Linked DNA regions of Mus musculus: region 2 is linked to region 1. Evidence: chromatin loops called from intact Hi-C (ENCODE). Cell type or tissue: heart. All regions are shown on one strand.

The links. Hi-C counts contacts between places; a loop is a spot of excess contacts. Peaks named below come from ENCODE experiments on the same cell type or tissue, not always from the same donor. Only the 100,000 strongest peaks of a DNase experiment are listed, where the experiment ranks them.
Region 2: it touches region 1 in a loop (8-fold over the local background); 34 of 42 quality-filtered maps call a loop at or near these places.

What each region holds. Positions count from the first base shown.
Region 1 is chr5:65,936,944-65,939,443 of GRCm38, reverse strand. It overlaps a transcript of Chrna9 not described here. Among named protein-coding and RNA genes, the nearest start is that of 4930480C01Rik, 13 kb to the left of the region's middle. In heart, a CTCF peak has its summit at 1,215 (motif pointing right); a DNase peak (open chromatin) is centred at 1,233; H3K27ac peaks cover 626 bases.
Region 2 is chr5:65,822,356-65,824,855 of GRCm38, reverse strand. All of the region lies in intron 18 of N4bp2 (NEDD4 binding protein 2), which reads right to left. Among named protein-coding and RNA genes, the nearest start is that of Gm3521, 35 kb to the left of the region's middle. In heart, a CTCF peak has its summit at 1,049 (motif pointing left); no DNase peak of the experiment used is centred here.

The sequences.
Region 1 (2,500 bases):
AGCCCTGATTACTGAATTGCAGTTTGTATTCACTCTTCTTCCAGCAATGTGAGAGGATACAGAGCCTAAAGATGAAATTAGCATAGCTTTAGGCTAGTGTGGGAGAGATACTTAAATGCATGTACCACGGGATGTGGGCGGTTGATCTGACAAAGAGATGGCTACTATGTATCCAGTGGGCAGGGACCATACAGAATTGATACACTGGACAAAGGAGCAATTCCCCTCCTGGGTGGCAGGCCAGCAGGAGATTTTATTATGCTACTAAGAACAGTGTCAATTTGAAATTTGTGAATTGTTTATCTCTAATTTTTTCATTCAATATGTTTTTCATCTTTTATTCATTATTGAAAAATTTACTTACATATACAACGGATATTGCCCATATCTACCCCCACATAGAAAGGTAGAACGACCCCAGTGATGTACCTGGAGTTACCACCCCTACCTTTGGCTGCCTATATTTGTATGAGCAAAAACTACATTTTTTAAACTTTTTATAAAACCAGTAATTTCAGCTTTTCATTTTCAAGTAAAATAAAATCAATCTCATACCAAAAAAAAAGTAAAACTTTTTTTGAAATTTTCTTCCAGAATTACCACGAAAGAAATAAAAAGATTTCATCCCTAAAAGCTTGATTCCTTCTTAAAGAGGAGGGCCATTGGGCACAGTGGCGCACGCCTTTAATCCCAGCACTCAGGAGGCAAAGGCGGGTGGATCTCTGTGAGTTTGAGGCTAGCCTGCATTTCACTTCCTCTGACTTTTGTTTATTGACATGGTCTCATGGTCTCACTTTAGACAAAGCTTGGCCTAGAACGCATTATGTAGCCAAGTAGCCTTGAGTTTAGCGCAATCCCTCTGCCTCAGTCTCCGAAATGCTGGGGTTATAGGCATGCACTGCTAAGCCAGACTTTACTTGCTTTGTTAAATCATTAAAACAAATGTTTACTCTTTAGAACAAACGCTCTCCAGGAAAGCTCTCTCGCTGGTTCTTTACTCCTGAGCATCTCAGCATTCTCTGCCAGTTTATAAGAACTTAGGGAGAACTGGGGGACCTTTAGGTATGCTGCAGAGAAAGTGACACTTTGAAGGCTGTAGGCCAAGCCTCAGTGGGACCACTGTGGATGGGAAAAGAAGAGGCAAGAGAGGGCCAGGAAGGGTGGTGGCACACAGGTTCTCTCTAACCTCCTCTCAAGATGCAGGAATCACCCATGACCAGCAGAGGGCAGCAGGAGATGACCGTCCAGGGTTCCTCATAGGCACATGACTTCAGGTCTCAGTATAGACTCAGGTCTCCTGGGTTTCTGTGTCCAACGTCATATTGCCCAAGACTTTGTCAAAATGGAGTCACTTCCTGAAAAAAGGAGGCTGGTTCTACTGTTTTTACGTGCTGGTCTTAGACATTCCTTCTCTCGAATCTACTTTTTGTCATAGCTACAACATGTCCAATGTTTTCTTAAAGTTCTCTTGTGCTAATCACTAAGATCTTTGAAATTTTGACTGATATTTTATTATCATTTATATATATATATATATATAGCGGATATGTACTGATAATTGATAATGTTATCGATAATTTAAAATTGATAATGATTTGTATGTGTCATTTACATGTCACTGATATGTAAATATCACTGATATGTGACCATTTATACATGCATAGAACCTCTCAGTAGAAAATCAAATTGCTTCAGCTAGTGAATTACTCTCTTAAATCCTCTTTGGCCCAGTGCAGAAGACAACATCACCATCTCCGTTTTCTAGACAGGAAAATGACATTCAAACAAGTTAGATAGATTTCAGGAGACTTTTCACAAAAGCTGGCATTGCAACTGGTTGACCTGCAGAATTACTTCGACCCAAGACAGGAGGCAGAGGGGAGCCCCCAGCCTTTCAGGTCAGAGGGAAGTGGCTCTGACTCCCACCCCTGCTAGAACAATTCCTCCCCTTCAGCTGAGCTCTCTCTGCTTCTTCCTTTTCTTCCTCTTCTGTCGCTGAAGAAGAATGTCTGTCTCCCTAAACCTGAATGCTCCCGAATGCATTCCTCATGAGTCAAGGCTGCAAATTCCAGGACAGAAATAAAAGCCGGGGGCGGGGGGGACCATCATTGAAATGCCCAGAGGGTCACAATGCACCTGTCGGAAACAACCCAGAGGGAAGCTGGCAATCTGAACTGGAGTGCGTGCTATGTGTCCAAGTGACTTCTCATCTCTAAGAATAATGGTGACAGGTGCCGGGGTAAGAGAAACCCTAAACTCTGCCACTTGCTGGCTGTGTGACCTTGGGTGAGCTGTCTCCACTCTTAACTTCCCCATCTGTGGGAGAACAGCCGTCTTGTCGCAGCAACCCATGTATCATAACAATTAATACAGGATCTATAAGCTAGTGTAAAATGTCCTTTAAAAATTATATGGGGTGGAATGGAGGCATGTGCACATGTCACAGAGGCAGGGCCATCGGATCACCTGGAACTTGAGTCACATTACAGGTGGTTCTGAG
Region 2 (2,500 bases), 110 kb after region 1:
ACATTGCTTTACATGACATATTTTTGTGAATTAGAATCAACCCTATTAATGAAGCACTCTAAAATTTTAGTATGAATCACAGCGCTACCACAAATCAACTGTGTGTGTCTATGGGCAAATTCATTGGCTTCTTGGCGCCTGTTTCTTCACATTAAGAAAGGAGATAATAAGAGCTACTATCTTATAGATCATTCCCAGGAACAGCTAGCTATTAGCAAATCTACTTTTAACATGGTCTATCAAAGATAATTCATTGTTAAATTCTTCCCAGGAGAGAATTTTTTAAAATACTGAATGACACTCATCTCTTGATAATATGCTGTTGCTACTTCATATTTGACCTTGGGAAGATAGATATATAAATTCTGAGATCAATACTAGCTCTAATAGAGTAACAACAACAATAAAAACAAGAAGTCCTATTAATAATAAAGTACTTAATGTAAAAAATTTATGTTCTCATTCATAAATAGCCTAAGGTTTTATCTTTAGCATAATATACTACATAAACATATACATATATTAACATTTCAGTATACAGCTCTGGCTGACCTGGAACTCACCCTGCAGACCAGATTCTCCTCAAACTCTGAGACCCAGCAGCCTCTGACTTCTGAGTTTTGGGACTAAAGGAGTGCCACTGCGCCCAACCAGATGCATTATTTACGGAGCTATAAACCAAAGGTTTTCCTTCCCTTTACTGTTCTTTATGTTTACGTTTTTAAAATAGAGTTATTTCTCCTCTCTTTCCAGCCTTTATTTTCTGACTGCATCCTCATGGTGATGTTTAACTTGTTCCTCGGTCTCCCATGAATCCTTGTAACCAATCACATCCAAACTCTTGACAAGTTTCTGGTTTATCTGAAAGCGAAAGTACTTCACAGTATGTGTGTACTTCACTCACAAGGCACAGAGGGCCCAGATGTCTCTATTTAGCCTCAATTTTGAAAGTTCTTTTATATCATGACTAAAACATAATACAGGTACCCCACAGATTATTACCACCTACCCAATCACTTCTACTCAGCAATCCTGCCCTCTGGTGGTGAGTAGCAGACAAGGTACCACAAGCACGGACAAGATGGCCTTTTGCACCTTGGGTCTAAATGCTACCCTGGGCTACTGCTGAGCCGTGTGCAGAAAAGCCTTAATCACAGCCACTTTGGAGGCTGGGGCAGAATCGTAAGTTCAAGGTCAATCTGTGTTACAGAGTTAGGTTCAATGCCAACCTGGGCTACACCAGCCTGGGCAACTTAATGATATATTGTCTCTAAAACCCAAACAACTCCTCTATAATTCAGTAGTGTTTGTTGTTTGGGTTATTGTTTAGCATATCAACTGCTTCAGCTAATGATCAACACTTGCTTCCAATACTCTCTCCAATCAAAAAAGAAGCCATGTGGCAGGCAACACTTCAGCAGTTACTTCCAGCCCAAGCAATCATTAATCTGCTAAGGACATTTCAGATAAATGACACCTTTTTTATTGGCCTTCTTTTAAGTAGCACTCTTATAAATTCATCCATGTATAAGAATTTCATCTTCATGGACAACTCCATTAAATAGATCTACTACATTGTTCACACACACACACACACACACACACACACACACAGAGGAAGGAAGGAAGGAAGGAAGGAAGGAAGGAAGGAAGGAAGGAAGGAAGGAAGGAAGGAAGGAAGGAGAGAAACATGGTTGAGCAAGGAGGTGTTATGCTAAGTGAAATTAGCCAGACTGAAAGAAAAGACTGTACGATGTCACTTACATATGGAATCTCAAAGAGGAAACTCACAGAAAGACAGTAGAGCAGCTCACACAGAAGAGAGGATCAGCACTGGAACACTGAGGGTCAAAGGCAAGCATTGCTACTGTAGGGTAAGTACAGCACGCAGCCATCAGTAGTGCAGCACTGTGTGAGTGCTAAGTCATCCTACACTACAGTCTCTATGTTCACACATTGTCTTAGTCACTTTTCCATTGCTGAAAGAAAGTTTACTGGGAACTTACAGCCCATGACCATCGTGACAAGGAGCACAGCAACAGACATATGGTACTCAGTAGCCGCGAGATTACAGCATTACCCAATAGTATGAGGCAGAGCTAACTCAGAAGGCACTGGGCTTTTGAAGCCTCAAAGCCCATCCCCAGTGACACACCTCCTCCAATAAAGGCCCACCTTCAAATCCTTTCCAAGCAGTCCTAACAACTGGAGACTCAAACATCTGAGCTCGTAGGGAGCCATTCTCACCCAAACCATCACATCCACACCCCTGTAAGGAAGGGCAATAAACTCAGCCATCTCAGGTCAGAGGTCAATGGCATGCTTAGCCTCTCTGCCATGGACTCTCTTTCTGGGCTGAGCAGACATGTTTCTATCTCCCCAGTGTCACACAACACCATTTTCCCACACCAAAATTCTAGTTTTTAGAAGCACTGGGGAACTGAGCTGGAGTGATGGTTCATCCTAAGAGCACTTGCTGCTCTTACATATGTCCTAGGTT